Linked DNA regions of Homo sapiens: regions 1, 2, 4 and 5 are each linked to region 3. The links are chromatin loops, found by intact Hi-C in ENCODE. Cell type or tissue: PC-3. All regions are shown on one strand.

Region 1 (5,000 bases), 78 kb before region 3:
CCAGAGTTAGTTTGCGAAGGATAATGGACTCCAGCTCCATCCATGTTCCTGCAAAGGACATGATATCATTCTGTTTTTTGGTTGCTGCATAGTATTTCATGGTGTATAGGTATTTTCTTTATCCAGTCTATCACTGACGGACATTTAGGTTGATTCCATGTCTTTGCTATTGTGAATAGTGCTGCAATGAACATATACATGCATGTGTCTTTAGGGTAGAACAATTTATATGCCTTTGGTTATATACCCAATGATATGGTTTGGATCTGTGTCCCCACACAAATCTCATGTTGAATTGTAATCCCCAGTGTTGGAGATGGGGCCCAGTGGGAGGTGATTGCATCATGGGGGCGGATTTCCCCCTCGGTGCTGTTCTCCTGATAGAGAGTGAGTTCTCCTGAGTTCTGGTCATTTAAAAGTGTATGCACCTTCCCCCATCCCCTTCCTCCTGCTCTGGCCATGTGAAGTACTGGTTTTCCCCTTTGCCTTTGACCATGATTACAAGTTTCCTGAGGTGTCCCCAGAAGCTGAGCAGATCCCAGCATCATGCTTCCTGTACAGCCTATGAAACCATGAACTAATCAAACCCCTTTTCTTTATAAATTATCCACTCTCTGGTATCTCTTTGTAGCAGGGCAAGAATTGACTAATACACACAATTAATGAGATCACTGGGTCGAATGGTAACTCTGCTTTGGGTTCTCTGAGAAATCACCAAACTGCCTTCCACAATGGCTGAACTAATTTACATTCCCACCAGAATTGTGTAAGCATTCCCTGTTTTCTGCAACCTTGTCAGCATCTGGTTTTTTTTTTTTTTTGACTTTTTAATAATAGCCATTCTGACTGGTGTGAGATGGTATCTCATTTTGGTTTTGTATTGCATTTCTCTAATGATCAGTGATATGGAGCTTTTTTTCCATATGCTTGTTGTCTACATGTATGTTTTCTTTTGAAAAGTGTCTGTTCATGTCCTTTGCCCACTTTTCAATGGGGTTGTTTTTTTCTTGTAGATTTGTTTAAGTTCCTTATAGATGCTAGATGTTAGACCTTTGTCAAATGCATAATTTACAAATATTTTCTTTCATTCTGTAGACTGTCTGTTTATTTTGCCAGATCTGTTGATAGTTTCTTTTGCTATGCAGGCCTTCTGTTTAATTAGATCTCATTTGTCAATTTTTGCTTTTGTTGCCATTGCTTTTGGCATCTTCATCATGAAATCTTTGCCAGTTCCTATGTCTACCATGGTATTTCCTAGGCCATATTCCAGAGTTTTTATAGTTTTGGGTTTATATTTAAGTCTTTAATCCACCTTGAGTTGATTTTTGTATATGGTGTAAGGAAGGAGTCCGGTTTCAATCTTCTGCATATGGCTGGCCAGTTATCCCAGCATCATTTATTAAATAGGGAGTCCTTTCCCCATTGCTTGTTTTTGTCAGCTTTGTCAAAGATCAGATGGTTGCAGGTGTATGGCTTTATTTCTGGGCTCTCTATTCTGTTGCATTGGTCTGTGTGTCAGTTTCCGTACCAGTACCATGCTGTTTTGGTTACTGTAGCCCTGCACTACAGTTTGAGGTCGGGTAACATGATGCCTCCAGCTTTGTTCTTTTTGCTTAGGATTGCCTTGCCTATTTGGGCTCTTTTTTAGTTTCATATCAATTTCAAAATAGTTTTTTTCTAGTTCTTTGAAGAATGTCATTGGTAGTTTGATAGGAATAGCATTGAATCTGTAAATTTCTCTCGGCAGTATGGCCATTTTAACGATATTGATTCTTCCTATTCATAAGCAAGGAATGTTTTTCCATTTTCCTTAAAGAGATGTGTCATCTCTTTATGAGCAGGTCTTTTTAATGCCTAAAAATGCTCAATGTTATTTCAACTCAGACATGTAGGGGAATGAGAAGAACAGATTTGTTCAGACCCCTCAATTTTTGCAGATGGCAATTAGCAATCAGATGCTTGATATAGCAAACATCCAGCACCATGCTAGACCCATAGGAGGGGTTCATAAAACGCTTGTGGATTAAGTGAATAAAATATTCTCTCATTATAATGAGAGAATAAGTATTCATTATAAATGAGAGAATAAATTCCTTTAGACTCTGGGAGCACTCTAATCCAAACACAATATCCACATTTCCATTGTACAGGTTCCCGATGAAAGAAACAGGTGCTGTTTGGACTTCAGCAAGAAGTTGATAATGTAGCATTCTGACCTTTGATGTTGAATACAGGCAAAGTTGTGATTTTACTTTAAATTTCATAAATACTCAGCATCCATTTGGTGTCAGGCCCTATTGTAAGTACTCAACACAGAAATGAACAGGAGGAATGACATACACATGAAATTATATTTGTATGTGGTGATAATGAAGAAACAGATAATAAAAGAGTAATTAAATAAACATAATAATTTTATAGTGATGAATGAGAACTGAAACCATTATAAGCACACAGCTTACTGTACATCCTAACATGATCCAACTATTTGACTCAGCATTAACATGATTGCACAACTCCACAAAATGCTAGCCCTAAAATGATGAAGCTGCAAATAATGTTATTGTTTGTTTCAGGAAGTTCCTGGAAATGCATTTGTCTGACCAATAGACTCTTCACTAGTCCTCATCAGAGTAGCTGGCCCCTTCTCAGAACAACCCAAGGGGTTTGCATACCTGTCGAGGTGCTGTGTGAAAACCTCACTTCACTATATTCATCAGTCCCAAACTATTATATCACAACTTTGAACAATTCTAATTAGTCTCTACATTAAAAGACCCACCTAAACTAGTTCCTCAAAATCTTATCAATATTCCATCCTTGACCACCCCCTTCTAAGATGCTTCTAAGATTCCATCAAAGGAGCCGTATCTCTTACTGCACTGGGGAATAAACTTGACCTTGTGCAATCAGCAGGTTATTTCAGTAGGCTGTGTGCGATTCAGCAGTCAACATGAATGGTCTAAAGTCAAAGATGCAGAAACATTCAATCCACAGTGATGGAGGTGGGGCTGGTGGTGACAATACTTTCATGTGGATGAAACCTCTTAAAAATGGTTAACATTTGAGCTGAGACCTAAATGAAGAAAGGATCTGGTCTGGTCATATCCCGAGGACAAAAACTTACAGGTGTGAAAGTAACAAAAGGAAGATTGATAGTAAAGCAAAGGAGGTCAGAGAGGTAGGGGTGCATGGCAGATAGTGTAGTTCATTACAGGCCAATGTAAGGAATTTAAATTTTATGCTAAATATGATTTTTTACACTGGAGTATTTAAGCAAGAAAGTAACATCCCTTCATCTGTCCATCCAGTCAATGAATACTAATTGAGACCTTTCTCTTGCCTGGAATGTATGGGTATAAACTGCACTGCAGATTTAGCATTCTGGAGGAAATATAGACACAAATAGCCCCATGCAGAAGACCAATCCCAGTACATTGCAGGAAGTGTGGGAAGAAAGAATGACCACTAAGCTACATAGTCAGAACTGGCCCTTCCTTGTCATGGTTCAGCTCCTGCATATCCAGGGTTCAATGTGAGCAAAGTGTGCCTGGTAGTGGTTCCCAGTCGCTGAGGTCCATAGGGCACTACAGCACACCCAGGTTGTAAACTCCCCAGGAGCAGCGATCTGTATTATTTTTATCTAAGGGCCTCAGGACCAAGCACAGGGCATGGCATAGAGTAGGTGCTCAATACATGTTGGAATGGATATTCTGCTTTTTAGGTATTTATGCTATACCCAGTTCCAGAAAGTTTTAAAGTTGTGTACAGAGCTCCATACATTATTAAATAACAAAAATAAATGATGAAATGGATCAAGGGAATGGGAAGTTAGGGAAATAAGATAAAACCAGGGATAAAGTCAGTGGTTAAAAATCCTTAATGAGCAGTTTTGAGTAGAGGTGAACTACAAAGTCTTCTAGCAGCCAGTGAAAAGAGAGCAAAGGCCAGTTGCTGTATTCACAGAAACAAAATTAGGAGCAATAACAAGAAGCCAGCGCCTCAGGAAGAGCCTAGCTCTTTCTAATGTTGAATCAAAGACTTTTTTTATGGTCTTCATGAAGGGATTTTCTGTGAGACAGTAAATAACAACATCCTTAGAACAAATACAGTTGTGGGTTTCAAATGGACATTTCTTGAAAGACCCCCTGGGAGCATTACCCAGGCACATCTGAGCATAACTCCATCAAGGAGACTTGGCCAGGGAGGAGAGGGTAGAGCACACAATTCTGATCAACAGCTTGCTGGTGACTGTAATGTAGAATGGTAGAGAAACCTTGATGGGTGCTGGAGAGAGTGGAGGATTAAGCTGACTGACCCAGTGGTTACTGCACTTGCTGGAGGCAGGTGCATGTGTGCCTCTTACACACTTATGGCAGGGAGCAACTTGTAATGCGGGAAGTACCTTCTTCTTACAACCTGTATGGAGCATTCTTAGGCCCTCTTCCTAAAATTAGGGGGAGGGGCCTCCATAGAGGAGGGATTTGTGGAGAAGGGAATCTTCATGAAGTGCTATAGTAAACACTTCATATATTAACTCTGTGAAGAAAGCATCTCCTGGCAGGCAAGCTTACAAAATGTGTGCAGTTAGTGGCGGGGTCGTCCAGGGCCTGTCTGCGGCTCCATCAGGGTGCCCCATTTCCTGGCTCTTACGGGGGCCATAAAAGCCAGCTCCTGACTGATCGTTGACATACGAGGTGACAGGCAAGGAAATGGTTTCCTTTGGCCACATGTGTGTATCCTAATTTACAGCTCCTCTGGAATTAGCAAGGGCAGATGCTATTGAACAATTATGGACTTCCAATGGCTTCTTCATAAAGGAGAACACTTGGTTTTGAAAAGAAAATCATGGTGAATTCAATACAAAAAAGTAACATCTTTTTATCATTGTCGTTATTATTGAATATATGTAAGCACTCTTTAAATTAACTGGATTTTCTTTTGTTTTTGTTTGTTTGTTTGTTTTTTAGACAGAGTCTTGCTGTCACCCAGGCTGAAGG
Region 2 (5,000 bases), 150 kb before region 3:
ACTTTAAAGGCTTTGTTTTCACATGCAGATTTCCCTTTTTAAAAAATGTTTTTAAAGTCCATGCAGGGGGAAAAAAATCTTTACTCAGAATGCTAGATTACTGGTTTTAATTTTCCTGAATAAATTACATGGTCTGTTTCTGTGGAGCACATGAAGTTGTTATTAGGGATTTTAAAAGGAGCATTAAAGCAAAAGTACTTTATGATGTGCATTTTTGAGTATTTAGAAAATCAAAATCATAAACAAATGTATTTGTTTGTGAGGGAAATTAGCAACTATTCTTCATCTTCTTGCACACATAATGCCTAATTTCAAATCCAACCTTTTGCTTTTACCATAAGCATTCCTTGGACAAGATTGTCACCCTGCATGGCTGAGGCAGCTTTCTTTGCAGGGACTTAAGGTGAGCTGTACCCAAGCCAGATGTACTTGGGCAGATACTGGGTGATAGCTGGAGCTTCTGCCTTTTTTCTCTGAAGGTATAAGGTAGAGTGTGGGAGGCTTCATGTTTTGAATAAGATAAGCATGTGCTTTAAGTTAAGGACCAAAAATATATCAGGTTCTAAGGAACCCACCTAATCATACCATGGATAAAGGCTGGGGAAGGAAAGGTGAGTTACAGTTCTGTGCACATCAAGGACATGATTCCATGTATTCTTGCTCATTTGGACACCCTTGGAGTTAATAGATACGCAATTCAGAAAGTCACAGGCCACATCTCAGAATTGTATATTTAAGAGGACCCCTAGCAACTCCCTAGACCAGTGCTACTCAAATGAGATTTTCTGACTTGTCCATGAACTGTTTTCTACTAGCCCATAACAAGCTAATAAGCACAGCAATTGCGAATAAGCATTGATACACTTACGCTGAAATTTGCCAGAATAACATTATGTCTGTTGAAGCTAATAAAAACTTGGGGCTTGTGTTTTGTATGCCTCCTTTTGAATTCCATTTTTCTAGTAATTCATTTTTATGGTTGTTTACAAAAGCATCAGTCAGCATCAGATGGGAAATTTAGAAAACTCGTCTTTCACCCAGGTCAGTGGAGAAGGTCCGCTCCTACATCTTGGCCACAAACTCAGATATTTATGGAGGCAGGTAGCAAAGATGAGTGCAGGGGCCACGGCTGGAAAGTGTGAAACTGGCACGCACAGCCCGGGCCAGAGAGCCCAAAGGGACCAGCCCACACTGTTGCTGTAGGTAGATGCCGTCTGTGCGCTTCCTGACCTTCTATGTTTTCAAGATATTTTTTTAATGTGAAATAACCTAACTTACAAACACTGGCTCCAATATTTAAAAAAATATTTTATATAAGCTAAATCAAACATGCCCAGGGGCAAAATATAGCCTACAGGATGCCAAGTTCCACAAAGACTGAAATATGCTTGACACTAGGCTCTCCAGCCTCTGATACAGCGCCCTGCAGTGGGAGGGCCTAGAGGAAGCTTCAGGGTTCCAGGCGCTCTTACTCTGCTCTACACACTCTTCCGTGTGCTGAGCAAAACACCCTCTGTGGCTTCCCATTGACCTTGCCTTGCCTTCGGAGGACGACTCGCCACATGTCTGCTCCCTTTGCTCTGATCAGCGTCCAGGAGCTTGTCAAAGCTCCTCTTTCACTTCAGGTCTTCCTGTTCCATTCAACCAAGCCTCAGAGCGTCAGTAATGGACCTTCACCAGCTCGGCTTGCTCTCATGCAGGCGCCTCCAGTTTGTGTCACTCAGAATACCCAAAGCTACTCCAGATGTGGCATGTAGTATTTCTCAGGATGCGGGCAGTGTCAGTCTATCAACACAGCCTAAGATTACATTTGGAATGGGCAAGAAGCCCTCTCCTACTGGCCTGTTGCATTTTCTTGGATAGGATAGATTTGCCATTTGATTAACTGTCTTTTTTATTTACTGCTGCCCTCAAAACCCAATCGGTGTTTTTTGGACATCTGCCATGTGCAGAGAGCACTCTCAGGGGTAATGAGAACATATAAAGCAAAGAGTTGAGAATTGGCTGGCAAACAATGAGGAGGTACCCTTGCCACCACATTCATAGCTGAGATTGCTAAAGGAACAGGATGCTGCTTCCGGTGAGCCCGGGTTCAGCCTCAGAATTCTTCTCAGTATGGCATCCCCAGGGAGCCACCACGACTCATTAGAACTGGAAGATGCCATGATCCTTGGTTTATCTAACCCATCACAAGATCTGAGTCAAAGGCCGTACACACATGGAAGAGAGTTATATCTATGTCTGTGGTGGGCATGGTGGCTCACGCCTATAATCCCAGCACTTTGGGAGGCCGAGGCGGGCAGATGACTTGAGACCCAGGAGTTCGAAACCAGCCTGGCCAACATGGTAAAACCCTGCCTCTACTAAAAAATACAACAATTAGCTGGGGCTGGTGGCACACACCTGTAATCCTGACTACTCAGATGTCTGAGGCACGAGAATCACGGGATGAATCACGGGATGGCTGAATATGGGAAGTGGAGGGTTGCAGTGAGCCGAGATCACGCCACCGCACTCCGGTCTGGGCTACAGAGCGAGACTCTGTCTCAAAAAAAAAAAAAAAAACTACATCTATAAAAACTAGTTTTATGTAATTAAAAAAAATAAGTTCAACAGGGATCAAAGAAGGAAGAGAGAAATTTCAACTGAAATGAGCAAAGTCCCCTCTGGAAAATGTGTATAAAAAGGTAGGGGCTGTCAGGAAAGTCCTAAGGCTGAATTTCCAAGTCACATACCCCAAAGGCAGGTAGTGTAGTTTATCCTCTCATGTCTATGAACTATTATCCTAAGGTGCGGTGGGTAGACTCTGCCCATCCTCATCCATGGTAAGGTTACCCAGTCAATGGACTTGCATTTCCTTTCCCAACACTGTCTTTCTCATGGCAGTCCTGACCTGTGGCCCCTATTGGGCTTACCTCTGCAACACGGCCACCCTGCCACTCTCATCTCCCTAAACCCACAGAGGGCATCCTAGCCCTATCAACAACCAGAAGCCCAGGAAACTGAAAACAAGTTGCCCAGAGTTAGGCTGACTGAGGTTGTACAGCTTCTCTTCCATCTACACTCCACCAAGCTTGTTCTTACAGGGCTCTGAGTCAGTTCAATGCAAACACCCTACACCCAGAGTAGCTTCATCTTGTCATCTGTAAAGAATTTCTCTCCAAAGGACAGTCAGGTAATTTCATACACAAGAGCCGCATAGTCTGTATCACTCAGCATGCCTAAAATGCTCTGATAACTTTCCAATGCCTGGATATTTCAAGAAACTTTTAGAAAGGAAAACAAAACTCTAGCCAGACCCTGGAGTAGAAAAACTGGTTTCTATTTTAAAAAAATAAACAACAGCCTTTGAAAAAAATCTCTATTTAAAAATTCTTAAATTTGCCTCTAAATGCAAGTTGTAATTAATAGAAGTTAGAGTTTACACTGTTGAGTGTAAAAACACCCTCAGGCACAAACTAATCAAGTGTGTATGTCATGCTGTAAACTACAGCGAGTTCTTTGTTTGACCCCCCCCAAAAAAAAAGCTTGCCAAACAGCAGTTTTTCTTTGTCGAGCTCCTTTATTGTCTCATTTTTGTTTTTATCCTACTTCCTCTGTCCCATCCTTTGAACCTAACTATAGTATTTAAGAAACCTTGCAGGTCCCATGTTTTATTGATAGTTTTCATCAAGCATGAATTTAAATTTGAGAATAGATTAGGTGTCTTAGCCCTTTTCTTTTTGATAAATAACAAAAGGTTTCTACTTGTGATTTTCTGTCCTCAGGGTTTTATCATTAAGATTAAATAACTGTACTCTCAAGCATGCCACTGCACAAACATCTTTTCAGTTATGTGAGTAACAGATGCCTTCACAAAGGAACTATTGAAAATTCAGAAAGCATGTTTCCAAAAAAGAAAAGGGAAAAAAAGTATCATATGACAGAAGAATGTAATTGTTTACCATTAAAGTATATTCTTAACTCTTCCACTGAAAACCTCTTGGAACATTTTGTTTTTGTGTAAGTTACTACAAAGTTTGACCAAAATAATAAATGTTGTGGGAGAACTGTTGAACATTTCAGAAGTTCTGGAACCAGTAGGATCTAACATGCATGGGGCTTAAATGCAATAGTTGTTTGCCTATTTTTATATTTTGACACTGGCTTCCATCATTTGTGGGGTACACATCACATTGAAAACACTGCCATGTTGGCTGGGCATAGTGGCTTACCCTGTAATCCCAGCACTTTGGGAGGCCGAGGTGGGTGGATTGCTTGTACCCAGGAGTTTGAGACCACCCTGGGCAACATGGTGATACCCTATCTCTACTAAAAATAAAAAAAATAGCCACGTGCAGTGACGCATACCTGTAGTCCCATCTATTCAGGGAGTTGAGGTGGGAAGATCATCTGAGTCCAGGAAGTTAAGGCTGCAGTAAGCCGTGATTGCATGAGACCCTGTCTCAAAACAAAACAGTATTGGGTTTATTATTCTTGAAATAATGTTCATCTGCCCTTGAAATGGATCCATACAACTCAATTCTGAAGTCATTGGGCTTTTTTCATTGAGAAGAGTCATTGCTGCAGTTGTTGCTGGCTGGCATTGTAGAGGGCTAGGCACCATGCATGGTCTGTGTTCACTGTAATAAGCATGCATTTTAATCCCTGGGACATAACATCAGCCTTCCTTAAGTCCATTCCAACTTTCTTCAATGTGGTTGTCATTTGAAAGGCATAGGAACAACATTAGTCTAGATGCTCTTACATGTGGCATGGAGACATCATAGAAAGCCCCAAAGGAGCTTTATTAGGGAGACCATGGGAAGCTTGGGCTTGGTAAGATTAAGTCCTAGAGGCTGGAATTCATGGAGGATATGATTCTCAAGTTTCTCTTACCATCCGATATTAAGTTGGGCATGATCCAACTAGTATCACTACCTTTTGAAGAGCTATGGCATGGTTATTGTAGCATATTGTAAGAGTAGTTGCCCAGTGCCCAAGCCATAGGGCTTCTTCTG
Region 3 (5,000 bases):
AGTAGAATTGCTCGGTCATACTGGGAACCCACTTAAGGTTAGGGATTATGTATCTCAAGTGAGACCAGGAAGTATAACTGTTTTTCTCTTGCTTCTTCATCTATTCCTCATGAGTACGAGTGCAAAGGAACTAAAAGTAGGAGTTAACCAAGGTTGGAGTTTTTCCAAGGCAAGTATGACAAAAGAAGAGAGATGCTAGGAAAGGATAAAACAGTAAATTATGTATTCTAAGCTAAGTTGGAGTCAGAGTACTGAAGGGAAGAACCTGGAAATGTGGGATATGGTGGAGAGAGTGGGATACCTACTACAAAGATTACAGAGGACATGCAATTACTAGTAATGACAAGATCTAGAATACAATCACGGGGTAGATGGTTGAATTGAAAGAGGACAAGATTACTGGTGCAAGGTCATGAAACTGAGAGGTCAAGGTATTAGATGGGCTAATACTTGTATTATTCTTAACACACGTATGTTAAGTCTATCAAGAAAAATATCTGAAATGGTAGGATACAGAAATAAAGACAATGAAGACACTTTTGGGTTTTATTTTTAGGACTGACACTGTAATTTATTCTTATTGGCCACTAAAAACATTTGAGTAGTCTTCACTTTAGGAAGAGTCATTTCAATATACTGTAGAATGTTAAACACTATTAGTGTGCACAGGAAGAAACTATGTTATTCATTGCATCTGTACTGGGTGCACTGGAGAGATGGCATGTTTAGAAGGCAATTTGTGTGGCAGAATTGACTAAAATTATGTGATAACCAAACTATATGTTTAAATTTTTTTCTTGGGCCTTAAGAAATGATTGTGACTAAGACATCTTTTAACTACTTTAAGGTTAATATGTAAGATATTTACCTCTATTTCCAATGAATGACACATAACAATATGAAAAAAATTATTGATAGCCTCCTCTAAAAACAGTTAAACTATGATATAGCCCACTAACAGATAATGTGGCCATCAAAATAATTATGTAAAGACTCTGTAATAAATTCTGAAGAAAGTTGAATGTGCAGTATAATTATTGTCTAAATATCCCCCAAAGCTAGACATTTAAAAACCTGAAAGTAAAATATCAGCTTGAAATGATAAAAATTATTTGGTTTAGAAACTACGAGTAACTTTTTCCTTCTAGGTTCTATTTCCAAGTTTCTATTATTTTTCTTTTTTTCTTTTTCTTTTTGTATTTTGAGACGGAGTCTCTCTCTTGTTGCCCAGGTTGGTGTGCAATGGCTCAATCTCAGCTCACTGCAACCTCTGCCTCCTGCGTTCAAGCGATTCTCCTGCCTCAGCCTCCCAAGTAGCTAGGATTACAGGCGCTCACCACCACGCCTGGTTAATTTTTTGTATTTTTTTTTAGTAGAGACAGAGTTTCACCATGTTGGCCAGGCTGGTCTCAAACTCCTGACTTCAGGTGATCCACCCACCTCGGCCTCCCAAAGTGCTGAGATTACAGGCATGAGCAACTGCACTGGGCCTATTATTTTTCTAACCAAATGATTAATGTGGTTAAGTGGTAACAGGATGAAAACCACCCCTAGGAATCAACTGCATGCAAAGCATTGTCATACTTCATCTCTATGTGCAGTTTAAGGCACTTTGACAAGCAACATCTTTTTTAAGGTTCAAAAAAACTGCTCGAGGTAGGCAGGGCAGATATTTTGTTCCACATTTTCAGATGAAGAAACTGATGTTCAGAGAATGTAACTGACTTGCCTGTAGCTTGCAAGAGGTATACTGGAAAGAGAGCCCCAGTGTATCGTATTGGCTTTATAACTCACTGAGCCCCAGTGTATTATATTGGCTTTATAACTCATTAATAAATAGTTTAAGATACTTTTTCCTTTAAAACAAATAATGACTACATTTTACTAAACTGGAAGAATTTTGAGTGCAGGGACCTATTAACCTTTGAATTTACCAAATGACATAATTGCTGAATAATCATTTCTACAATGATTTAATTAATTATATATAATAGTTGAGTAACTTCTTAGTTATGTTTACAAACTGTATCATCTGTCACATCACCAAATCTTTAACAGTCTCGTTCCTCAAAACATAAATAATCCATGTATTCTGAACAAGTGTTTGGATGCATGTTTTATAACTTTAATCATATTTAAAATGTAGTATTATAAAATGTAGTATTAGTGGCTTATTTTTAAGAAACAATACATCTTTTGTCAAGTAAATAATCATGCTGAATTTTACCAGTTTTCACACGATGATTGCTTAAAATGATGTATATTTAAAGAATAATGTACTAAATAGTTATCAAGGAACATAAAATAGTTAATTCAGCTATTAGATGCACTGGGAAAATCTGGCTAAAGGAATTTTAGTAAGCTAAATTCCACAATAAAATGAATAGATGAATCTTATCAGGGAGCTTACTAAAAATTACCAAAAATGTTCACTGTCTTCTTTCAGATCAAACAATACTTTATGATATTTCAAGTTGCTTCATTTTTAAAACATGACTAACTACAATGCCAGTGCTTCCAAAACCAACAGTGACCTCACTTTTAAAACATTCTTGTCAGGATAACATTTTCTTTCTAAAACATCACACTCATTCCTTTTAGCCAACCCTAATTTTGAGTTCCCAAAAGTTTAATCAGCTACATTTTTTTTTCTATCAAATAGGGCAATTGTTACAACATTTTTTTGGAGGAAGGGGAATGTTATTAAAAAAAAATGGCTTAAATGGTAGTCTAAAAAATGCACTCTTGTCAGGAAGAACGGCTATATTTGGTCACATATCATATTACTAGGGAAAATTTTATCATTTTATATGTGTCCATTTTGGTTAAAGACTAAAAGCTGTATTAGAAATCTTCGCATTGACCTAGATCACTTAAATATACAAAATTGATCCCCTTATGCATCCTGATTTTTAAACTCCTACCATGGTGCTGAAGTGGTCAGTTAAGGAAGCATCAGGTAAGAGTAGTCCCGGGCTATGAGTTAACCTAGTAGACTCTGGGTTCACACTACAGTGTCAACAGAATGCTGGTATTACAAGGACATGATTTGTGAAATGTTGTAAAAGGTTTTATTGTATCTTTTGACCCACTTTAATGGTATCAAATAAACAAATGGCACGCAAGATTCAAGGGGGAAATGTTTATAAAGAAAATTCGTGTTTGAACTCAGAATAAACCAAATAGAATGAAAAATTCTGAACAGGAAAACAGACACTCCAAGATCTATATGGCTGTCTATTAAAAAGAACTTAATGCACAATAATTTATTCTCAAAAATTCCTCTAGGCTTCAAAAAGAAATATAGATTAAATATAATTTCTTTCTTTCTTTTTTTTTTTTTTTTTGAGACAGGGTCTCACTCTGTCATCCAGGCTGGAGTGCAGTGGCATGATCACAGCTCACTTTAGCCTCAACCTCCCAGGCTCAGGTGATCCTCCTACTTCAGCCTCCTGGGTAGTTGGGACTACAGCTGGGGCTGGGTTTTTGTATTTTTAGTAGAGAAGGGGTTTCACCATGGTGCCCAGGCTGGTCACGAACTCCTGGGCTCAAGCAATTTGCCTGCCTCGGCCTCCCAAAATGTTGGGATTACAGGTATGAGCCACTGCCCCCAGCCTTAAATATAGTTTCTAACATCATTTAAATGACCTCCTATAAAATTATAAATGTAGTTTAAATGAAAAAATGTGGCTACATTTTATAATCCTATGTCAAGTTTCTAAACTGTGAAGTTTTAGCATGAGTTTAAAAAAAAAAGCCCTAGAAAAAGCACTGGTCTGGGAACAGTAAAAATAGTAACCATAATGGTAACAGAGCTTACTACAAAATGCTTCCTTTATAAACCAAATCCATGAATTATCTTATTAAATCTCGTAATTATCCTATGGAGTTGAGATATTATTATGTATTATTATTACAGAAGGAAAAACAAAAACTCAGAGTAAATTAATCTCTCTTGGGTCACAGAAGTAATAAATTACAGAAATTAAAAATTGAGTATTCATGGACAAACAATGAAGTTTTAAACTGTTTAAGAAGCACATTCATTGTTTTTACATGCTGTAAAGGTGCATGAAACTCCAAAAATGTTTCTGAAAAGCTTTCTAAAAAGAAGTGATTGTGTATGAACATCTTTGCCTTTCATATGAGAAAGTGAGGGGAAAATGTAACTTTTCTACCATATAGTGTAGTTGGATAAAAGACACTACTGGTCCTGTCATTTTTAAAATAGGAGCTTTGCTACTTAAAAAATGTAAAACTTATTGAACTGGGTAATTATCTCTAAGATCTCTTTCTGCACTAAAACCTGCTTAAACCTGGAAATAGAATTGTTTATCTAATCATTAAAAAGAATTAATTCCACCACCTTATGACTGAATTAAAGTACCTTCCAGCAAATCCTTGATATAATATTAATGCAGAAAAGTTTTAAAGATGGTCTTAGATCTAAGAGAAGAAAATTAAAGGTCTCTTGCCTCCTTTTAAATGACATTTACATTGGAAAGACATCTTCTATGACTGTTTTTCAGAATGTAGACTGGGACTGATTCACGGGTCATGAAATCAATTTAATGATTTACAAACAGCATTAAAAAAAACTGAAAGCAAAAGAATAAGAAAATGCCTGATAATTATATTGTAAATAGTAAGGGTTAAGAATTACTTCATAAAATCTATCTGCTTACATAACTGTGCACTCAGTCACGATGTAAAATGTATTTTTTTAGCATGAGCATCAATCCAAAGAGATTGAAAGACACTATGCTAGAGTGCCAAAGTATATTTTGCATGTAATATATATCACATGAAAAGAGTAATTTCATTAAATTCTGATGACTGGCATTTCTAGGATCTATACCTAAAATATTTTGCTTTTTATAATTACAGTAAAATTACTGACATGCTGAAGAGCCAACTCGACGAAACATGCAAAGAAATTCTAGGAATGCAGCTTGATCAACAGTGTTCCAAAGAAACATCAACATAAAACTATTTGTGAA
Region 4 (5,000 bases), 94 kb before region 3:
ATGAGCTTTTTTTCATATGTTTGTTGGCTGCATAAATGTCTTCTTTTGAGGAGTGTCTGTTCATATCCTTTGCCCACTTTTTGATGGGTTTTTTTTTTTTTATTGTAAAGTTGTTTAAGTCCCTTGTAGATTCTGGATATTAGCCCTTTGTCAGATGGATAGATGGAGAAAATTTTCCCTCATTCTCTAGGTTGCCTGTTCACTCTGATGATAGTTACCTTTGACTTTATAACTGGTATGAAAAGCTTTATTAGCTTGAGGTACAAGTACATTCAGGTTTAATTGTTTTTTTCTGTTAAAATTGAGGTATTGACAAAGCCTGGTGGCTCACTCCCATAATCCCAGCACTTTGGGAGGCAATTCTTTGTGAGAGAGTTGCTTCAGCCCAGGAGTTCAAGACCAACCTGGGCAACTTAGCAAGACCCTGTCTCCAAGAAAAATTTTTTAAAATTAGCTCGGCATGATGGCACATTCCTATAGTCCCAGCTACTTAGGAGGATGAGGTGGGAGGATGGCTTGAGCCCAGGGGGGTCGAAGCTGCAGAAGCTATGGTCATACCACTGCACTCCAGCCTGAGCAACATAGTGAGACCCTGTCTCTAAAAAAAAAAAGTGTAACTTATATATCATATAGTAGATAAATCTTTTTTTTTTTTGAGATGGATTCTGGCTCTGTCGCCCAGGCTAGAGTGCAGTGGCACAATCTCAGCTCACTGCAAGCTCCACCTGCTGGGTTCACGCCATCCTCCTGCCTCAGCCTCCCTAGTAGCTGGGACTACAGGCGCGTGCCACAACGCCCGGCTAATTTTTTGTATTTTTAGTAGAGACGGGGTTTCACCGTGTTAGCCAGGATGGTCTCGATCTCCTGACCTCGTGATCCACCCACCTCGGTATCCCAAAGTGCTGGGATTACAGGCGTGAGCCACCGCGCCCGGCCATAGTAGACAAATCTTAAGTGTAAGGCTGACAAATTTTTACATGTTTCTACAAACTTGAAACACACCCAAAATATATACAATGTTTTGTCACTAGAAGTTTCCCTCAGAGTCATTTCCTAGTCATCTCCCCTGTCCCAGAGCTAGTCACTCTTCTGACTCTTACTGTCACTGATTAGTTTTTCCTGTTCTTGAACTTCAAATATGAAATGAAAGTGTAGTACTATTTTATATCTACTTCTTTCTTTCAATATAATTCTTTAATATTTATCCATGGTGTTACATGTATCCATAGTTTGTTCTTTTTTATTGATGAACGATATTCTAGAATATGGAAATTGACCACACAAGATTTATCCATTCACCTCTTGATAGACGTTGGGTGATTTCTAGGTTTAGGCCATGATGAATATGAATAAAGTGCTACAAACATTTTTTTTTTTTTAAAGAGACAGGTTCTTGCTCTGTCATCCAGGCTGGAGTGCAGTGGTATGATCATGGCTCCGTAGTCTCAGACTCCTGGGTTCAAGCCATCCTTCCACCTCAGCCTCTCAAGTAGTTAGGGCTACAGATGTGAGCCACCATGCCAGCCAATTTTTTAAATTACTTTTTTGTAGAGAGAGGTTCTCTCTTTGTTGCCCACATTGGTTGCAAACTCCTAGCCTCATGTGATTCTCCCCCCTCAGCATTTCAAAGCACTGGGATTACAGGCGTGGGCTACCATACCTCGCCTAAATATTCTTTTTTTTTTTTTTTTTTTTTTTTGAGAAGGAATCTTGCTCTGTCGCCAGGCTGGAGTGCGGTGGTGCAATCTCGGCTCACTGCAACCTCTGCCTCCTGGGTTCAAGAGAGTCACCTGCCTCAGCCTCCTGAGTAGCTGGGACTACAGGCAAGCCACCATGCCCGGCTAAGTTTTTGTTTATTTATTTATTTATTTGAGACGGAGTCTCGCTCTGTCGCCCAGGCTGGAGTGCAGTGCTGTGATCTTGGCTCACTGCAAGCTCCACCTCCCGGGTTCACGCCATTTTTCTGCCTCAGCCTCCTGAGTAGCTGGGATTGCAGGTGCCAGCCACCTGGCCTGGCTAATTTTTTTTTTTTTTTTTGTATTTTTAGTGGAGACGGGGTTTCACCGTGTTAGTCAGGATGGTCTCGATCTCCTGACCTTGTGATCTGCCCGCCTTGGCCTCCCAAATTCCTGGGATTACAGGTGTGAGCCACGGTGCCCAGCCCAAACATTCTTTTATATGACTATTTGTGGACATATTTACTTAGTTCTTTTAGGTACATGTTTAGGAGTAGAATTTCTAGTTCATCGGGTAGATGTACATTTATCTTTAGTGGTTATTACCAAATGGTTTTATTAAGTGATAATCTCCATTCCCATCAATGTTTAAACATTCTAGATGTTTCACATCCTCAACAACATATGGTGTTTCCAGTTTTTATAATATTAGTCATTCTAATGGATATACACAAGCATTTTAGTGGGTTTTTAGTTTACATTTTCTTGAAGAATAATAATGTTGAGTACTTGTCCGTATGCTTATTAGTCATTTGGATATCCTCTTTTGTAAATTATCTGTTCAAATCTTTTGCTAGTTTTTCAGTATAATTTGGGGGTCTTCTTAATATTTTTAGAAAATCTTTATATAATCTGGATTCATATATTTACTTTCTTGATGAAGTCTTTTGATAAACATAAGTTCTTAATTTTAATCAATTCCAATTTATTAACATTTTATGATTAATACTTTTTGTGTCCTATTTAAAAATTCTTTGCCTACTCCTAGATCATTAACATGAATTCACATATTTTTCTTCTAGAAAATTTTAGCTTTAGCTCTATATCCATTTTGCATCAATTTTTGCACATGGCATGAATAATGAGTAAGAAACTTTAAAATATATATGAATATGTCTTCCAGCACCATTTATTAAAAAGGCCAACCCTTCTCCACTGAATAAAGGGGTACCTTTTCTATAAATCCAATGACTATATATGAGTGGGTCTATTTATGACCTCTCTATTATGTTCTATCACTTCACATCTAGCCTTGTACCAATATCACATTGCCATAATTACTGTAACTTTATAGTAATATTCTATGCAGAGAAGGAGGGCTGGAGATTGAGTTCAGTCACATGACCAGTGATTCAATCATCCATGCCCATATAGTGAAACCCAATAAAAACTCTGGACACGGAGCTTGAGTAAGCACTTTCCATCCCATTGATATGCTGGGTAGGTGATGTGTCCTGAGGATAAGGCGCTTCCTGACCTCACCCATATGCATCTTCATTTGGTTGTTCTTGGTTTGTATCCTTTATAATACAATTGTAATCAAAAGTAAAACACTTTCATGAGTTCAGTAAGTCATTCTTTTCGTTTGTTTGTTTTTGAGATGGAGTCTTAATCTTTCACCCAGGCTGGAGTGCAGTGGCATAATCCCGGCTCGCTGCAACCTCCGCCCCCGCAGGTTCAAGCGAGTCTCCTGCCCCAGCCTCCTGAGTAGCTGGGATTACAGGCGCCTGCCACCATGCCTGGCTAATTTTTGCATTTTTAGTGGAGACAGGGGGTTTCACCACCTTGGACAGACTGTTCTTGATCTCCTGACCTCATGATCCACCTGCCTTGGCCTCCCAAAGTGCTGGGATTACAGGCGTAAGCCACCACGCCTGGCTGAGTTCTGTAAGTCATTCTAGTGAATGATCAGGCCTAAGAGGATAGTGGGAACCCCAAATCTGTAGCCATTTGATCAGAAGTGTGGGTAGCCTGGAAACTGGGAGCTTGCAGCTAGTATCTGAAGTGAGAAGAGATTTGTGGAGGACTGAGCCCTTAACCTGTTAAGTCAGCATCAGAAATACATTGCAGGTGTGGACATATTAAGGACTGTAATGTCTCTTGAATAACTTACCCCTTTATCATTATGTCATGTTCCTCTTTATCGCTGATAATATTTCTTGCTTTTATGCATGATTTTTTCTGAAATTAATAATAGCTATTCTAGATTTATTTTGATTAGTGTTAGCATGCTCTTTCTCCATTCCTTTCTTTTTAATGTATCTGTATTTTTAAATTGAAAGTAGGATTATTTTTGTCAGCATATAGTTGGCTGTTAATTTTCTTATCCACTTAGAATCTCAGTCCTCTAATTGTGTATTTGGACCAATGATATTTAAAGTGATTATTGATGTAGTTGGATTAATACATACTATATTTGCCCTTGATTAACTGATCAATCGATTGATTTTTATCTTCCATTCTTTTTCTGCCTTCTCTTTTTTTTGTTTGTTTGTTGTTGTTGTTGTTGTTTGTTTTGTTTCTTGTGACAGGGTCTTGCTCTGTCACCCAGGCTGCAGTGGAGTAGTATGCTCTTGGCTTCCTACAGCCTCTACCTCTTGGGCTAAAGTCATCCTCCCACCTCCTCTTGAGTAGCTGAGACTACCAGTAGCATAGTCATGCCAGGCTAATTTTGTTTTTCTTTTTTGTAGAGATGAGGTCTCTCTATGTTGCCCAGGCTGGTCTCGAACTCCTGGGCTCAAGTGACTCTCCCACCTCAGCCTCCAAAAGTGCTGTGATTATAGATGTAACTACCCCACCCAGCCCTGCCTTCTCTGGTTTTAATTGCACATTTTATATCATTCCATTTTCTCTCCTGTCATAGCATATTAATTATATTTCTTCAAAAAATGTTTTTAGGTTGGGCATGGTGGCTCATGACTGTAATCCCAGCACTTTGGGAGGCCGGTGTAGGCGGATCATTTGAGGTCAGGAGTTCGAGACCAGCCTGGCCAACATGGTGAAGCCCTGCCTACACTAAAAATACAAAAATTAGCCAGGCATGGTGGCGGGTGCCTGTAATCCCAGCTACTTGGGAGGCTGAGGCAGAAGAATCACTTGAACTCAGGAGGCGGAGGCTGCAGACCACTGTACTCCAGCCTGGGTGACACAGCGAGACTCTGTCTCAAAAAAAAATTTTTTATAATTGTTAATGATTGCCCTAGAGTTTGCAATATACATTTTCAACTGAAGCCAGACAATTTTCAAATAACATAGTATTACTTC
Region 5 (5,000 bases), 120 kb before region 3:
AGGGCACAGTGGAACAGAGCAAAGCTGAGTCTCCCCTGACATCCCTGGGCCACTACACTAGGCCTGATGATGCTCATCTACATGTTTCATTATGTGAGAAAAATAAGCTTCCCATTTGTTTAAGGTGCTATTAATGGGATGTTCTGTCATTTGCAGCCAAATCTGCTATTAAATGGTTAACATGGTGTTAAGAGGAAGTGGCTCTGATATAACAGAAAGTGCATGGGCTTTGGAATTGCATGATTTGGCTTCAAATTCTAGTACTGTGACTTATATACCAGGGTAAGTTATCACTTAACTTTTCTGGGTCCTTGTCTCCATAAGTAAAAAAATAGGGCTAATAAAGCTACTCAAACAGATGTCTGCAGTATCCATAGAAAGGGGAAGTGAAAGTAACTGTATATAATAAGTTCCAGCTCAATAAATATCTGATACAACTTTGTTGAGAATGTGGAAGGACATTGAGGAAGTGAGGCTTAGCTGGAATACAAATAAAGCAAGAGGAGGCAAAATGTAATTCAGAAGAAGTAGAGTATGGGAAAAGATTGAGAAATTTCAACAAAAAGGTGTAGTAGGCAAATCATCTTGTCTCTTTAAATAGACCTGAAATCTAGTCTCCCATAGAAACCTCAGGCCGAATGCAACTGTGGCCCAGAAGAATGAGAGAAGAAGGTATCCTTTAGCCCAGGGCTGGAAACCCTCCAGAGAATTCCCAACACCAAAAAGGAAAGAAATATCCTCATTAACATTTCCCTTCTCGTCTTCCTTGTTCCTTTTTCTGCTTTTCCTCCCTCCCTTCCTTTTTTCCTTTTTCCTTCTTTCCTAGATCAAAATTATTTCAAAACCATGGAAGGCAGACACAGTTTGTTCTGACTCACAGTGGATAGAAGATAGGGCCTGGATTTTACACCTTCTAATCTATTTTAGACACAAAGAAAATTTCTGCATTCTCCTATTCCCTCCCGCAAAGAAAAGGCATCACAATGTAGCCCCTGGATGTCAAATAAAGAGTCAGGAGCCCTCGGTCCTGCTCTGTGTATGTTCTTGGATGGTCTCCTAACCTCCAAATTTCAATTTTCTCATTTATCAATTGGGAGTATGAGGAAGGGGGCGGGCAATAGGGGAGGAGCTACCTAGGTAAGCTCTCAAGTTCCTTAACTTCTATTTATTAGCTTCTTGCAGTCCCTGGGGCGATAAGAGAAGGTTAAATTTCTCATTAATCCTATAAATATCTATGGAGCACCAACCCTGTACCAGGAACTGGTTTAACCACCGGAAATACTACTATGAAAGAAATAGATGGCATCCTATATCTTGATGAAGGAGACAGAAAATAAACACACAAACAAAGAAATTGGACAATTTCAGAGAAGCAGTGAAGAAGAAAATACAACTAAGTGATGGAATAGACTGACTGGGAATGAGGGAGCTACTTGAAAAGAGATGGGTCAGGGAAAGTCCTCAATGCGATGTAAACTTTGTGCTTAGCTGAAATGAAGTGCCAGCCTTGCCCCTCTCCTGGCAGGACTCCGGCCTGATCTTTGGGTACTCAGACTCATTCTCAGTGCAAACTTGTTTCTTTGAGCCTCTTGGTTCCTGAACAATATCCCCAGTCTATGATCTTAATGGGCTCACACTATGGGTCTACATGGCCCATTGGAATATTCAAAGTGGGTACAGTCAATCCCCACAGTGGCCAAAGGAGAAAATAAGGAAGCCAGGAGCTGTGCAAGCCAGTCCAGGAAGACAGGCAGAATATAATGCATTTCTGTTTAATCTACTTTTTATCTCATCTTTTTGATTTTTTTAAGTGGGGATAGGGTTTTCTTTACAATGAATATGATATATTGCGTGCATAACAATAATAGTGTATACGTAACAGTGCTTGCTGGTACTTAGACATTGTTCAAAGTGCTCACATGTATGAACTCATTTAATTTTCATGACAACTTTATGAGGTACATACTGATATTTTCCCCATTTTACAGACGAAGGAACAGAGGCACTGCCAAGTAAGTGATTTGCCCAGCTTGTGAGTTGCAGAGCTGGGACTTGGAGCTAGGTAGTCTGATACCACAGTAACTTCTTTTAACCAATTATGCTGTGCACCTTCATGTATGAAATGTGTTTGTTTTAAAGGATATCTGTAGTTTACTGGAGATTCAAGTCCAAAATTTTTAGAACTCTTTTTTCAAAAATACTGGTGAGTGTGACAGTGTCCACAAAGTCAGACAGACCCAGGTTTCAATCCCTATTAAAAAAAAAATATTGGCCAGGCGCAGTGGCTCACACCTGTAATCCCAGCACTTTGGGAGGTCGAGGCGGGCAGATCATGAGGTCAGGAGATCGAGACCATCCTGGCTAACACGGTGAAACCCCATCTCTACTAAAAATACAAAAAATTAGCCGGGCGTGGTGGCGGTCGCCTGTAGTCCCAGCTACTCGGCAGGCTGAGGCAGGAGAATGGCGGGAACCTGGGAGGTGGAGGTTGCAGTGAGCCGAGATTGCGCCACTGCACTCCAGCCTGGGCGACAGAGCGAGACTCCATCTCAAAAAAATATATATATATATATATATATTCATGACATTTGTTAAAGACAGTAAGCCAGACTATTCAAGGGAGACTACTACAATGGAATTTTGCCAGGGGGGAGAGATTGGCCTCAACTCTGAATACAACAATGAAAAGTAGAGATTTATAGCCAAGGGGCAGGGTAGGGTCAGTGGATGGAAAATTACTAACAGTAAACATTTTATAAGGGTAAACAAGGGGTAAGGCAGATTCTGGCTAAACCTACTTGACAAGCTTCTTGCTGAAGGAAGGCCAGGGTGAAAAAATATCCAGAGATGGGGATGAGGAATTTCATCAGATATCAAGGGTGGGGGATATTTGCTAAACTGACCCAACAGGATTCTTACTAAAACTGGACTAAATAGGCCAAGGACAAAGCCTTCAGGGTGAGGCCTCATCAAAAAGATGACTCAGAGGAGCCTGATTAAAGTTTGGTTAAGGAGAGAATCTTGGTTATCCCCAACATTGTTGCCTCCTAGCTGTGTAAACTTGAGTGGGTTAACTAACCTCTCTGAGCTTCAGATTTCTCATCTTGAAAGTAGATATTATACTATCTCCCCTACACATTGTAAGGACTAAATGAAATAATGCTCAATAACTACAGGTTGAATGTCTCTAATCAAAAAACCTAAAATCCAAAATACTCCAAACTCCGAAACCTTTTGAACACTGACATGATACTCAAAGGAAATGCTCGTTGAAGTATTTCAGATTTCGAATTCTTTGGATTTGGGATGCAGAATCAGAACGTATATGTAATGTAAATATTCCAAAATCTGAAACATTTCTGGTCCCAAACATTTCAGATATGGGATACTCAACCTGTACTTAGCACATGGTCTGATCTAGTAAGCATTACCAATATCACTGTTAATGTGAAAGCTCTTGCCAGGGAATCAAGTCATTCCTGATGAAACCGAGCACTTGAAACTCTTAAATGCCACTGGTAAGAGTACAAGTTGACACAGCATTACTTCCGTGCAGTTTTGTGGTATCTATCAAAACATAAAACGTGGCACTGAGTCTCTGGATTCAACAATTTCTTTCTGGAAATGTATCTGAGGAAATAATAGCACAAGGGCACAAAGACATGTGTCTGAGGATTTCCAGTGCATCATTATTTAATATAAAAAACTTGGAAGATAACCTAAATGTCCAGCAGTAGGAGATTGGTTAAATACATGATGGTATTCATAAAATATATTCAATGATAAGTCAGTACAACAAAAATATATTAAGTGCAAAAAGAAGGTTACAAAATATTAGGTTAGTGCAAAAGTAAAAGCAACTGTGGTTCTTGCCATTAAAAGTAATTACCACAATTACTTTTGCATCAGCCTAATAATACAAGTAATATGTTCCCATTTTGTAAAAACAGAATAAACAATAAATGTAATTAATACAAAATGTCTGTGTTTTATGTATAGGCATATGAACATAAAGATAAACACCAAAATGTTACCAGCACAGATAGTCCCTCACTTACAATGATTTCATACAGGATTGTTTTTACTTTACGATGCTGCGAAAGTGATATACATTCAGTAGAAATCATACTTCAAGTACCCATATAACTATTCTGTTTTTCACTTTCAGTCAGTATTCAATACATGACATGGAATATTCACCACTTTATTATACAATAGGCTTTGTGTTTGATGATTTTGCCTGACTATAGGCTAAGGCAAGTGTTCTGAGCACCCTTAGGGTAGGCCAGGCTAAGCTATGATGTTTGGCAGGTTAGGCGTGTGTTTCAGCTCATTTTGTGTTGCTGCAACAAAATAACTGAGGCTGGGTAATTTTATTTAAAAAGAGGTTTATGGCCGGGTGCCATGGCTCATGCCTGTTAATCTCAGCACTTTGGGAGGCCAAGGCGGGCTGGATCACGTGAGGCCAGGAGTTCAAGACAAGCCTGGCCAACATGGTGAAACCCAATCTCTACTAAAAATTTAAAAATTAGCTGGGCATGGTGGCAGGCACCTATAATCCCAGCTACTCGAGAGGCTGAGGTATGAGAATCGCTTGAACCTGAGAGGCAGAGGTTGCAGTGAGCTGAGATTGCACCATTGCACCCCAGCCTGGGCACAAAAGTGAAACTCCGTCTCAACACAAATGAAAAATAAATAAAATAAAAAAATAAAAAGAGTTCACAATTTTAGTTCACAATTTAGTTCATAATTTTGGTGGCTGGAAGGTTCAACACTAGGCAGCTGCATCTGGTGAGGGCCTCAGGCTGCTTCAACTTATGGTGGGAAGAAGAAGTGGAGCAGGGATGTGCAAAGAGATCACAGAACAAGCGAGGAAGTGAAAGACAAAAATCAAGGAAGCCAGACTCTTAACAACCTGCTTTTGCTCTATGGGAACTAATCCATTCCCCCAGAGGGAGAACTCACTCACCCCCATAGGAGGGCATTCATCTATTCATGAG

Evidence for each region. Hi-C counts contacts between places; a loop is a spot of excess contacts. Peaks named below come from ENCODE experiments on the same cell type or tissue, not always from the same donor. Only the 100,000 strongest peaks of a DNase experiment are listed, where the experiment ranks them.
Region 1: it touches region 3 in a loop (3-fold over the local background); 8 of 110 quality-filtered maps call a loop at or near these places.
Region 2: a loop joins it to region 3, with 3 times the contacts of the local background. A loop is called at or near these places in 15 of 110 quality-filtered maps.
Region 4: it touches region 3 in a loop (2.9-fold over the local background); 8 of 110 quality-filtered maps call a loop at or near these places.
Region 5: it touches region 3 in a loop (4-fold over the local background); 5 of 110 quality-filtered maps call a loop at or near these places.

The regions. Positions count from the first base shown.
Region 1 is chr10:62,150,862-62,155,861 of GRCh38, forward strand. No RefSeq gene overlaps it. Among named protein-coding and RNA genes, the nearest start is that of LINC02621, 110 kb to the right of the region's middle. RefSeq lists an enhancer at 4,185-4,354. In PC-3, no CTCF peak of the experiment used is centred here; DNase peaks (open chromatin) are centred at 1,790 and 2,520; H3K4me3 peaks cover 429 bases; H3K27ac peaks cover 1,509 bases.
Region 2 is chr10:62,074,014-62,079,013 of GRCh38, forward strand. All of the region lies in intron 8 of ARID5B (AT-rich interaction domain 5B), which reads left to right. Among named protein-coding and RNA genes, the nearest start is that of ARID5B, 170 kb to the left of the region's middle. In PC-3, a CTCF peak has its summit at 2,960; a DNase peak (open chromatin) is centred at 3,098; H3K4me3 peaks cover 1,211 bases; H3K27ac peaks cover 2,560 bases.
Region 3 is chr10:62,228,986-62,233,985 of GRCh38, forward strand. The region is part of intron 6 of RTKN2 (rhotekin 2); the gene reads right to left. Among named protein-coding and RNA genes, the nearest start is that of LINC02621, 28 kb to the right of the region's middle. In PC-3, no CTCF peak of the experiment used is centred here; DNase peaks (open chromatin) are centred at 1,566, 2,526 and 2,986; H3K4me3 peaks cover 1,772 bases; H3K27ac peaks cover 3,269 bases.
Region 4 is chr10:62,134,811-62,139,810 of GRCh38, forward strand. No RefSeq gene overlaps it. Among named protein-coding and RNA genes, the nearest start is that of LINC02621, 120 kb to the right of the region's middle. In PC-3, no CTCF peak of the experiment used is centred here; DNase peaks (open chromatin) are centred at 1,061 and 2,261; H3K27ac peaks cover 2,564 bases.
Region 5 is chr10:62,109,674-62,114,673 of GRCh38, forward strand. No RefSeq gene overlaps it. Among named protein-coding and RNA genes, the nearest start is that of LINC02621, 150 kb to the right of the region's middle. RefSeq lists enhancers at 79-128, 159-228. In PC-3, no CTCF peak of the experiment used is centred here; a DNase peak (open chromatin) is centred at 2,828; H3K27ac peaks cover 2,404 bases.